Linked DNA regions of Homo sapiens: all the other regions are linked to region 2. A link is a contact called in ENCODE Hi-C or POLR2A ChIA-PET data. All regions are on one chromosome and are shown on one strand. Each heading gives the region's core, a stretch centred on a gene start or an enhancer-like site at or near the end of the contact. The rest is flanking DNA. Distances are from core to core; before and after follow the strand shown.

Region 1 (2,909 bases), core at 238-2,737, 160 kb after region 2:
TTCCTTCCTTCCTTTCTCAAAAAAAAAAAAAAAGAAGTCAGTGTTGTCTGACTGGTATTGTCTGATTACCTGCATATATTGATATATTATTCCAATAAAGATGCTTGCTTTTTCCTTTGGTTAAAAAGTATCCGGCCAGGCGCGATGGCTCACGCTTGTAACCCCAGTACTTTGGGAGGCTGTGGTGGGCGGATCACCTGAGATCAGGAGTACGAGACCAGCCTGGCCAACATGGTAAAACCCCATCTCTACTAGAAATACAAAAATTAGCTGAGTGTAGTGGCACGCACCTGTAATCCCAGCTACTTGGGAGGCCAAGGGAGAAGAATTGTTTGAACCCGGGAGGCAGAGGTTGCAGTGAGCCAAGATCACACCATTGCACTCCAGCCAGGGCGACAAGAGAGACTCTGTCTCAAAAAAAAAAAAAAAAAGCATCCAAAACCCTGGCACGGTGGCTCACCGCTGTAATCCCAGTTACTTGGAAGGCCAAGGCAAGAGAATCACTTAAGGACAGGAGTTCAGGACCAGCCTGTGCAACATAGCAAGACTCCTGCTTAAAAAAAAAAAAAAGTGTCCGAATATCTAGAATAATGCAACTTGTGGGATAGCTCCTTCTTGTTGCTAAGGCTCCTGAATCTTTTAGCTGAAGAACTAGGAGAGAGGAAAGAGGTTATCCAAGGACCCACTGAACTAGAGGTATGTATTATGATTTTTTTGCCCTTGATAATTTTCTGGGGGTGCTATACTAGAGTCCCATGATCTGAAGCGCAAGGCGTACCTGAAATAAATAAAGCCTGCGTTATCTGGCCTAAATCTGATGTGCACAGTGACGGATGGAGATGTTATTCACAGCCACACAGGCAGATTTTCTTCAGTACTTCGGTCTTAGAATGCTGAGCTACTTAGGGCCTCCGGAAGCAGGTCTTAAATGTTGCTGAGTAATTGGCAAAACAATCAATTACTCAGGAAGTCATTGGAACAAAGTATAGAGGCGGTGAACATTTACATAATTTTACCCACCTGGTTGTCTTGAAGGGCTAGCCATAAATTAATGTATGTGTCCGCAGCATAATGCCACAGCGGGATTTTTTTAAAGATCCGACGTTGAATTGTTTGCAGATAGTTGGTTTGCTAAGAATGTCTCGCCGTTGTGTTTTTTGTTTGTTTGCTCTGGGTTTTTTTTGGGACAGAGTCTCACTCTGTCGCCCAGGCTGGAGTGCAGTGGCATGATCTCGGCTCACTGCAACCTCTGCCTTTGAGGTTCAAGTGATTCTTGTGCCTCAGCTTCCTGCGTAGCTGGGTTACAGGCACCCGCCACTACGCCTGGCTAATTTTTGTGGGTTTTTTGTTTTTGTTTTTTGAGACAGAGTTTCGATCTTGTTCCCCGGGGTGGAGTGCAGTGGTGTGATCTCGGCTCATGGAAACCTCCGCCTCCCGGGTTCAGCGATTCTCCTGCCTCAGCCTCCCAAGTAGCAGTAGCTGGTACTACAGGCACATGCCACCACGCCCAGCTAAGTTTGTATTTTTAGTAGAGAAGGGATTTCCCCATGTTGGTCAGGCTAGCTTTGAACTCCTGACCTCAGGTGATCCACCTGCCTTGGCCTCCCAGAGTGCTGGGATTACAGGCGTGAGCCACCGTGCCTGGCCTTGCTGTTTTTAAATGCTTTTACCTTTCACGGCCTCAGCACACTAAAACTCATATCCACTGAGGTGACTCACTGTCAATCTGGTTTGACCTCTTGCCATCTTTGACCTCTAGATTGAGTGCCCCAGTTCTGGGCTTCTGTAGCATCGGATGGTGGGTGGGCGGAGGGGTGGGAAGAGTGATGAGTGGATGGAAGCACAAGGGGGTGGATAGGATGGGTCGGGGGTGGACAGGATGGGTCGGGGGTGGACAGGATAGATGGGGGTGGACAGGATGGGTGGGGGTGGACAGGATGGATGGGTGTATTACCGAAACGCCAGGGATTCAGTCTAGGTCCCATTGCTTACTGCACAGAAAGCTGATCTGGGATCCCGGGACAATGAGTATCGCCAGGAAAGAAGGCTTTATTCAGATGACATCTGCCAAGGAGACAGGAGATAAGTCTCAAATCCATCTCTCCAACAAACTCCAATTGGGGGTTTATATAGTGGGGAGCAAATGTAGCTGTGGGTGGGAAAACAGGAATTAGAGGGGGGTAAAGAAAAGGAGTTTCAGTTCCTTGATGCTATCTGGGAGGCCTGAGGGTCAGTTTCCTGGGGAAGGAACTCAGATAAGGCAAATTTAAGTTTCAAGCTTTAAGACCAGGAATGTCAATTTCTGTGTTTATCCAAAAAAAAAAAAAAAAAAAAAAAAATCTATGGGACAATTTGGCCAGTTTCCGGTGGGCAGGACAGCAGGTGGAAGGGGCGAGGGGCGCGGGTGGGTGGGTGAGGAGGAGGACAGGCATCAGGTGAGCGGATGGATGGGGTTGGTGGGTAACCCAGACAGTATTTGGGAGGGGATGGGTGGCTGGGAGTGAATGTGAGTAGCTGGTGAATCTGGAGTACACGGGGCTTTGAAAAGTCACAGGGGTACCCTGGGCAGTTGGATGGGGGTCTGATGAGGGGATGAGGCTGGAAAAGTGGGTGGAGAAAAAACTGCTGCCAATGCCTCCTCGCGTTGATTCTTGAGCAGATGCTATGCTGCGTATTCATAGCCTCCTTGGCTATTGCCTTCGGAATCCGGAAAGGGAGCTGGAATTAGAGACGAACGGAGGGCCGCGTGGTTGCAGTGCCCTCTGGTGGCCATCAGGGGTGGCCATCAGGACAATTGGTGTCTACATATTTTCCTTAAGTATTTTTTCATTGTCTATTCTTCCCCGCCCCCACCCCAACCCCAACATACAGACTCCCTGAGGACAGAGATTTTTATCTGTTTACTCGTT
Region 2 (3,075 bases), core at 149-2,648:
CTGAAGGACTGGGCCTTGAGATTTAGCTAGAAAGCTCTGGACCTGGGGGAGGGGGGTTTGGTGGGGGTTTAGAGTCAGGGCCTAGTGCTGAGAGCTATGAGTCGGGGCTTCAGGACTCAGGGTTGAGGCTAGAGTCTCAGGGCCCGTGGCTCAGACCTGGCACGGGGTGCCTCTGCCTGGGAGGCTTTCACTTCATTACATTCCCACCTCTAGGGTTCCCTGCAGTGCTCACCGGACCTCCTCTCAAGGAGGGTGCAGCTTGAGATGGCCAGCTGCTCTTCTTCTCCCCCTCATTCCCCATCGGAGTGGACGCCATCCCCCTGGGAACAGTCGAAGCCTGAGTTGACCTGAGAAACCAGCCCGCTTTCCCCCAGAACCCAGTCCACCACCATTCCCCGGGCCCAGGTTTAAACAAGGCCTTTAGAGGAAACATCCCGCTGCCTCATTCCCTCTCACAAGAAAAAATAATAATAATAATAAAGGTTGCTTTATATCTTCGGGAGTGAGAGGGAACTCCCGCAACCCCCTACCCCTCACCCCTTCGCCTGGTGGGCCTCTCCTTCCTTCTTCCCTCCCAAGCACCTTCCCAAGCCGAGGCAGCCGACTTGACGCCCCAGACCTGGCAGATGGGTGGAAACCTTGGGCTACTCGGCAAAAGGAGAGACGTGGAGGCCTAAGGACCTCTGGTATAGGTCGTGGGGGATGGAGAATGGGAGATGGGGAGGAAGGCTGGAAAAGGGGGAGCCGGCTCCGTGTCGCTACCGGACGCTATAAAACCCTTGGAGTCTGCAGAGGTTCCGCAGCCTCGTTGCTAGGAGATCAGGGGTTCTAGAACTAAAGACAGAGGAATTTCCTAGCGCGCCCCGTTTGCTCCTCCAGCCTCCCCTCCGTACCCCTCCAGGTGCCTCCTTGAGGGCAGTGACCCCAAGCGCCAGACGCTTGAGAAGCTTGGGAGGATGACGTAGGGTGGAGCCTGCGACCTAATCCTCCCATCACAAGGGGCACGCGAAAAGCAACCCATCTGCAGGGCGCTCTGGAGCCTCTCTAGCCGCCTAGAGCCTGCGAGAGCAAAGGCGGCTGGAGACTTAGGGGGCGGGGAGTAAAGTGAGGACTGCACCAAATCTCCTGGCCTCTTGGGGACGCAAAGACTCAGGAGGAGGAATTTTATCGCCTTATCTTTGCCTCCAGGAAGTCATACCCTCCACAAAAGGAAAGCAGAGATTTTTATTCGGTCTTCTCTTTTACCCTTTCCTTTTCCGTTTCTAACTTTGCTTGACGTTAATGGTTCCTTCCTCCCTCTCCTCCTCTGCGCTTTGGTACGAGCCAAGGGAGAGGGGCGGAGGGAGGAAAAGGGAAAGGAAGCCGACAGGCCTTAAAGGGGCCGCAACTATTTTTTTAAGCCACTTTTTCCTCTCTCCAATTTTGCAACGACGGGCGCGGAGGAGGAGGTTCCCGGAAGCCACGCGCAGCTGGAGCAGCGGCGACCGCAGCTGGAGGCCCGGAGCGCCTGCGGGGCTGGCAGAGGCGAGGGAGGTTGCGGGTAGGAAGGGCGGACTGCGCGCGCCCCCTGCGTCCCGCGCACCTCGGGGCCGGTCCATGCTCCCGACGGCTGCGGGCTTCAGCATCTGGGGCCAGGTTGGGGCGGCGGGGTCCAGGGCGCAGGTGGTGCGGCCGATGCGCCGGGCCGGAGGCTGAGGCCGCGCTGCGGGGCTGGGACAGCACTGGCATCTCCAGAGCAGGCCCGGGGCAGCAAGGGAGGCGCCGCGATGCCAGACGAAAATATCTTCCTGTTCGTGCCCAACCTCATCGGTGAGTGCTGCCCACGGCCCCGGGCCGAACGAGAGGGCGAGGGGCCTTGGCGGGCTCCCTGATCCTGCCCTGTCTCCCCGCGTCCCGTTCCAAGGTTATGCCCGGATTGTCTTCGCCATCATTTCTTTCTACTTCATGCCCTGCTGCCCCCTCACGGCCTCCTCCTTCTACCTGCTCAGCGGCCTGCTGGACGCTTTCGATGGACACGCTGCTCGCGCTCTTAATCAAGGTGACAGACACCCCTCTCAGCCAGCCTTGGGGTTCAACAATCCCCTCCTCCCTTCCCCTGCCTCCTCGGGACCTCAGAGTCAGAGGGCTGTCATTCCCATCTCTGGAAAAAGCAGAACAGGATGGCCTGGGGCTTTTTGTTTTGTGTTTTGTTTTTTTGTTTTTGAGACAGGGTCTCGCTCTGTCACTTAGGCTGGAGTGCAGTGGCGCGATCATGGCTCACTGCAGCCCCCATCTTCTGGGCTCAAGTAATCCTCCCACCTCAGCCTCCTGACTAGCTGGGACTACAGGAGCGTGCCACCACACCCGGCTAATTTTTAAATTTTTGTAGAGACTGGGTCTTGCAGTGTCGCCCAGATTGGTCCCCAGCTCCTAGCCTCAAGCGATCCTCCTGCCTTGCTCCCAAAGTGCCGCGCCCAGCAAGAATGGACTGATTTTGTAGCAAAAGGAATTTAAGCTAGCTCTTGAGAACTCACTGCTTGTGAGAGGTGTGGATTAGCAAGACATGACATGGCGGTGGCGCTGCTGGAGGTCTCTCTGAATACAAGTCCATTCAGGCCAGGGGCGGTGGCTCACGCCTGTAATCCCAGCACTTTGGGAGGCCGAGGTGGGTGGATCACGAGTTCAGGAGTTCGAGACCAGCCTGGCCAACATGGTGAAACCCTGTCTCTACTAAAAATACAAAAATTAGCGGGCTTGGTGACGCGTGCCTGTAATCCCAGCTACTCGGGAGGCTAAGGCAGGAGAATTGCTTGAACCCGGGAGGCGGAGGTTGCAGTGAGCCAAGATTGCGCCATTGCACTCCAGCCTGGGCGACAGAGCAAGACTCTGTCTCGGAAAAAAAAAAACAAAAAACAAAAAACAGTGTATTCAACAGGTGTTTACTGGAGGCCTACTGTGTGCCCTGCATAAGCAGTTGGGGTTCCAGAAGGCATGCTTAGAGGGAGGATGGAGAGGGAAGGGTGATGGCTTCTGGAGGGTTGACTAATTTTTTAATCTGTTCTCCAGACCCAACTGTAAGGCTTCCCCTGAGGCATC
Region 3 (2,735 bases), core at 9-2,508, 220 kb after region 2:
ATCATGCCTGTAATCCCAGCACTTTGGGAGACCAAGGCAGGCGGATCACCTGAGGTCAGGAGTTCGAGATCAGCCTGGCCAACGTAGCAAAACCCCATCTACTAAAAATACAAAAATTAGCCAGGTGTGGTGGCAGGCGTCTGTAATCCCAGCTACTTGGGAGGCTGAGGCAGGAAAATCGCTTGAACCCGGGAGGCGGAGGTTGCCATGAGCCAAGATTATGCCACTGCACTCCACCCTGGGTGACAGAGTGAGACTCTGTCTCAAGAATAAAAAATTTAAAAAATAAATAAAGCTGGGCGCGGTGGCTCACGCCTGTAATCCCAGCACTTTGGGAGGCCAAGGCAGGTGGATCACGAGGTCAGGAGTTTGAGACAGGAAGCTGAGGCAGGAGAATAGCTTGAACCCAGGAGGCAGAGGTTGCAGTGAGCCAAGATCGCTCCACTGCACTCCAGCCTGGGACAGAGTGAGACCCCATCTCAAAAATTGATTAATTAATTAATTATCCCAGAAAATAGAACTCCCAGAAGGTGTAGGGGTGGAGAAGAAAATATGAGAGAAAATATATGAGACTGCCGCTCTAACATAGAGATCCAATAAGTGGCGGCTTAAAGAAGAGACGTGTCGGCCGGGCGCAGTTGCTCACACCTGTAATCCCAGCACTTTGGGAGGCCAAGGTGGGTGGATCATGAGGTCAGTAGTGTGAGACCATCCTGGCCAACCCCGTCTCTACTAAAAATACAAAAATTAGCCAGGCATGGTGGCGCATGCCTGTAATCCCAGCTACTTGGGAGGCTGAAGCAGGAGAATCACTTGAACCCAGAAGGCAGAGGTTGCAGTGAGCCGAGATTGTGCCACAGCACTCCAGCCTGGGACAGAGTGAGACTCTATCTCAAAAAAAAAAAAGAAGAGACGTGTCTGCAAAAAACAAATAAATAAATAAACAAAAGAAGAGACATGTTCAAGTGAAATGGTGGTAGTTAGGGAGGCAGCTCTGCTTCTCTCATTGCTCAGGGACCAAGGGCCCTTCCTCATCACTTTTCTGCCATCGGTAGGGCACCGTTTGTCACCTGCACGTTTGAATCTGTTGTGGGGATCTCCAGCCAGCAGGAATGGAGAGTATGAAGCTGGCCTACTTCCTAAGGCCAAAGACCAGAAGTCACATACATCACCTCCTCACATTCTATTGGTGGAAACTTAGTCACATGACCATGCCTACTGCAAGGGAGGCTGGGACATGCAGTTCCACCATGTTCTTGGGGAAGAAGGGCTCATTGGATTTTGGATAATGAGTAGTCTTTGCCACAGAGACACAGCCAGGCAATCCAAGAGGCCCAAAAGCTAACCAATAGGAGTGCCAGGAAGAGAGAACCCAAGAAATGGAAGAAGGAGAATGATCAGAGATCATTCTCACTCTGATGAGAAACATGCGTCTTCAGGCTGAAAAGCCCACCTAGTGCCTGCCCAATGAAAGAAAACCCATGCCGGGCACACTGGAACCCCAAAAGTGTCATGTACGACTTAGCTATTTCCTAAGGAACAGGAAGCAGCTGGTGATTAGGTTAACATAAATGAAAGAAAGAAAAAAGTCCCAGGGTAAGAAAAAATTAATAGAATGAACACCACATTAGGCTCTGAACTTCCTGGGGCTGGCCCTGAAAGGGAAAATTTACATAAGTTCCTCCTTTTTGACTATAAGAACTAGTTCCTTAGAGAAGGTCAATATTTCGTGACACTCACTTCTAAAATTAATTTTCATATAAGAACATATCTTATGCCAGTTGATGTCATGGATATAATGGCTGATGGGCAACACACCACTCCTGAGAAAGGCTTGGGCACTGGAGTCAGACCAACCTGAAGGCAGCCACCACTCACTGTGTGCCCTTGGGAACATTTCTGAGTCTCAGTTTTCCTCACCTTTAAAATGGGCATAGTAAAAGGAAAAGAAGAGCCAGGCATGGTGGCACAGTAGTAGTCCAGTAATCCCAGCCAAGGAGGCCAAGGCAGGAGGAGTTTTGAGGCCATCCTGGGGACCATAGGGAGACCCTGTCTCTCTAGATTTAAAAAATATATTAAAAAGTAAAGAAAAATGGGCACAGAGTATTTATCTCACAACATTATTAATTTGTTCTTTAATTCCGCAAATATTTGTTGAACACCAACCATGTGTCCGGCATAGGATTGTGACAATTAATGAAATCAAGGGCCAGTCACCTGTCCTCTTGGAGGTAGCCTTCTCCGGAGTGAGACAGACTCTACATATGTAGGAAGCAGGCATCATGGAGAAACATCACGCAGGAAAGTGGGGGAAGGAAGTGCTCCTTTCTACAGGCTGATGTCTCTGAGAAGGGGACATCTGAGGGGAGACTTGAGGGAAGAGAGGGAGCAGCCATGAGATGTTCATGGGGAATCCCACGGACAAACAAAGCCAGTTCAAAGGCCCTAACCTGGGTCCTGCTTCGCGTGTTCTGGGAAGCCCAAGGAGGCCAGTATGGCTGGAGCAGAGTGCATGAAAAGCGAAGTCAAGAGGAAAGGGGGCCATAGGGCACGGCTTTAGGTCATTATTAGCACTTTCACTCTGAGTCAGTGTGGAGAGTTTAGAGAGCTTCAACTTTGTTTTGTTCTGTTTTCTAGAGACAGAGTTTTATTCTGTGGCCCAGACTGGAGTACACTGGTGCAATTATGGCTCACTGCGGCCTCCAACTTCTGGGCTGAAGCGACCCTCCCACCTT
Region 4 (2,873 bases), core at 126-2,625, 240 kb after region 2:
ACAGGGAAACCAAAGCTCAGAGAGGCAGAGAAGGCCTTGCCCGGGCACACAGGTGGCAGGTGAAGAGCCCGTTTTTAAACCCAGGAAGTGGGTCCATGCAGCCTGAACTCCCAGTCGTCCCAGCGCCCACCTCCCACATGCAGTCAGAACCCAGGCTGAGCTCCAGGCCCTGCTGCACATTTCTGAGCTTTTCAGCAGCTTAGAGGGAAACACAGGCAGTGTCTATAACCAAAACCACATTAGGCGCCGCCTGGAAGCCCGGACCCCCACCCCCACCCCCAGCGCCGTCCCATCTGCACAGGCCCCTACCAGTGCCGACCTGTCACTATGCACTCAGCTCCCAGCACGCAGGCCCAGCCCCAGTGTGGCCCCGGTGACCCTGGGCAGACACTCCCAGAATGGAGACCTCGAGGCTTCGCCTTTGACCCTCTCACCATAGCCAGAAGTTTTGGCAAAAACTGCCCACAGAGGGTCCCCACCCTCCATGCCTGGACAAGCTGCAAGCTCCTCAGGCTGCTGGGGTCCCCCCTCCTCCCTGCCTTCGCAAGAGTCAGGGCTACCGGGGAATTGGCTGCCTTGTGGAGTTGGAAACAGCCCACCAGGTCCAGGGGATCCAGGGAATGGCTCTATGCCCTGTGGGGGCTCTTCTAGCTTTGGCAGCAGCAGCGGCAGCACCTACCGAGCCCCACGCCCATGTGGCAGGCACTGATGGAAGCCCATTACAGCCACCACACTGCCTGTCGTACACCTGGGGAAACTGAGACTCTAAGAGGACAAACCAAGGGCGGAGTTAGGCTGGGTGAGGCTTGACGCTCATAAAATGCGGGGTCCTGTTTAAGAGAAAGAAGACAAAACCAGGAACAGAGCGGTGGCTCACGCCTATAATCCCAGCACTGTGGGAGGCTGAGGCGGGTGGATCACCTGAGGTCAGGAGTTTGAGATGAGCCTGACCAACATAGAGAAACCCCATCTCTATTAAAAATACAAAATTAGCCAGGCGTGATGGTGCATGCGTGTAATCCCAGCTGCTAGGGAGGCTAAGGCAGGAGAATCGCTTGAACCCGGGAGGTGGAGGTTGTGGTGAGCCGAGATCGTGCCATTGCACTCCAGCCTGGGCAACAAGAGCGAAACTCCGTCTCAAAATAAATAAATAAATAAGAGAAAAGTGGAACAAGTCACCAACCCACTTCCGCCAGCAAAGGCTTGTGGTGCTTTCCACAGGTAGCTGGGCCATCCGTGCTCAGATAATGGATGTGATGGTCTTCAGCCTCATTGGTGTGCTCACCGGTGTCCCATTCTAGCTGCCTGGGGCTCACCACACGCATAAAGGAAGGGCCCTGACTTCCTTTGGGGGCCCTGAGGGGGAGCAGCTTTCTGTAACCACATGGCTGCTCCAGCTCTCATGCATCTTAGAGACAGGACAGGAACTCCTGGGGACGATGAGGCAACACACAGGCATCCTCTTCTCAGCCCAAGGCTGGAAAGCTTAATTGGCAGGAAACCTGCACGCAGTGGAATGGCTGGGGCCTGCCACTCCCCCGACTGATTCCTGCAGTCCTGGGGAGGGAGAGAAGAGCCCGCACCTTGGAAAGGGCCAGGCCTCAGTGGCCCTGACTGGCAACATGGCTTTGGGCAAGTTGTTTATATCTGTCTGTCTATCTTCATCAGTAAACTAGAAATACTTCTTGAAGGGTTGTTCTGAAGATTTGAAGTAGTTGCTCAGAAAGTGACTGGCACATCTGTGCCCTGGGAGCGGGGACGTGTGGCCGGCAGGAGGAGAGGACATCTCACTGCACACCTGCCTGTTACCCATGTGCATAGACGGACGTCTCACTGCACACCCGCCTGTTACCCATGTGCACAGACCGACGTCTCACTGCACACCGACCTGTTACCCATGTGCATAGACCGACATCTCACTGCACACCCGCCTGTTACCCACGTGCACCAGACTGACGCCTCACTGCACACCCACCTGTTACCCACGTGTACAGACTGACGCCTCACTGCACACCCACTTGTTACCCATGTGCACCAGACTGACGCCTCACTGCACACCTGCCTGTTACCCATGTGCACCAGACTGACATCTCACTGCACACCCGCCTGTTACCCATGTGCATAGACTAACACCTCACGGTGCACCCACCTGTTACCCATGTGCACAGACTGACGTCTCACTGTACATCCGTTACCCATGTGCACAAGCAGCCTGCTCCTTCACAGCCCAGCTAGAGTGTGCAATGGGATGTCAACCCAGCTAGACCATGCAATGAGATATTACTTGGCAATCAGAAAGGACACAGCTCTAACTCACGCTGCGGTGTGGGTGAGCCTCAAAAGCACCATACTAAGTGACAGACGCAAGACACAAATGTTCCACATGTTACATGACTCAGTTCCTATGAAACCCACAGAGACAGAAGCAGCACGGCGGGGGTGGGGAGAAGAGCTAAAAAGTACCAAGCTTCCTCCTTGAGGTGCTGAAAATGTTCTAAAATTGACTTGGGATGGCTGCACAACTGTGAATATACCCAAAACCATAGAATTGTACACTTCAATTTTTTATTTACTTTTTCTGTTTTTTTTTTTTTTTTTGAGATGGAGTTTCACTCTTGTTGCCCAGGCTGGAGTGCAATGGCATGATCTCAGCTCACTGCAACCTCTGCCTCCCAGGTTCAAGCGATTCTCCTGCCTCAGCCTCCCGAGTAGCTGGGATTACAGGCATGCACCACCACGCCTGGCTAATTTTGTATTTTTAGTAGAGACGCGGTTTCGCCATGTTGGTCAGGCTGGTCTCGAACTCCCGACCTCAGGTGATCCACCCGCCTTGGCCTCCCAAAGTGCTGGGATTACAGGCATGAGCCACTGTG

The links. A loop is a pair of places that touch in the nucleus more often than their neighbours do. ChIA-PET counts read pairs that join two places held with the same protein, here RNA polymerase II (POLR2A). Pooled maps may share reads with other maps.
Region 1: a loop to region 2 is called in a map of natural killer cell, with 3 times the contacts of the local background. The contact joins the enhancer-like site here to the promoter of CDIPT in region 2. A Hi-C loop is called at or near these places in 7 of 168 maps with a recorded cell type or tissue (PC-9, colonic mucosa, heart right ventricle and 3 more), 9 of 37 single-sample maps with no recorded cell type and 18 of 50 pooled maps. POLR2A ChIA-PET finds 5 or more read pairs at or near these places in 14 of 52 experiments (CD4-positive, alpha-beta T cell, CD4-positive, alpha-beta memory T cell, CD8-positive, alpha-beta memory T cell and 11 more).
Region 3: a loop to region 2 is called in a pooled map, with 4 times the contacts of the local background. The contact joins the enhancer-like site here to the promoter of CDIPT in region 2. A Hi-C loop is called at or near these places in 2 of 50 pooled maps. POLR2A ChIA-PET finds 5 or more read pairs at or near these places in 5 of 52 experiments (CD8-positive, alpha-beta memory T cell, PC-9, Panc1 and 2 more).
Region 4: a loop to region 2 is called in a pooled map, with 4 times the contacts of the local background. The contact joins the enhancer-like site here to the promoter of CDIPT in region 2. A Hi-C loop is called at or near these places in 6 of 50 pooled maps. POLR2A ChIA-PET finds 5 or more read pairs at or near these places in 3 of 52 experiments (AG04449, CD8-positive, alpha-beta memory T cell and activated B cell).

Annotation. Positions count from the first base shown.
Region 1 is chr16:29,700,514-29,703,422 of GRCh38, reverse strand. No RefSeq gene overlaps it. Among named protein-coding and RNA genes, the nearest start is that of QPRT, 23 kb to the right of the region's middle. RefSeq lists an enhancer at 1,005-1,104 and a cis regulatory region at 2,423-2,909. Within about 2 kb of position 1,487, at least 8 of the 41 ENCODE cell types and tissues checked have a DNase peak (open chromatin) inside an H3K27ac peak, as active enhancers do; they include CD4-positive, alpha-beta T cell, OCI-LY7, natural killer cell and 1 more, where a contact is called at or near this core.
Region 2 is chr16:29,861,549-29,864,623 of GRCh38, reverse strand. CDIPT (CDP-diacylglycerol--inositol 3-phosphatidyltransferase) reads left to right here and starts at 1,398. Exons shown (of 6, transcript NM_006319.5): 1 at 1,398-1,809; 2 at 1,904-2,038. The coding sequence starts at 1,767. It also overlaps the pseudogene CDIPTOSP. RefSeq lists an enhancer at 740-1,277 and silencers at 1,326-1,385, 1,396-1,705.
Region 3 is chr16:29,644,339-29,647,073 of GRCh38, reverse strand. No RefSeq gene overlaps it. Among named protein-coding and RNA genes, the nearest start is that of SPN, 18 kb to the left of the region's middle. RefSeq lists enhancers at 1,032-1,326, 2,224-2,493. Within about 2 kb of position 1,258, at least 5 of the 41 ENCODE cell types and tissues checked have a DNase peak (open chromatin) inside an H3K27ac peak, as active enhancers do.
Region 4 is chr16:29,626,358-29,629,230 of GRCh38, reverse strand. It overlaps the pseudogene CA5AP1. Among named protein-coding and RNA genes, the nearest start is that of MIR3680-2, 29 kb to the right of the region's middle. Within about 2 kb of position 1,375, at least 4 of the 41 ENCODE cell types and tissues checked have a DNase peak (open chromatin) inside an H3K27ac peak, as active enhancers do.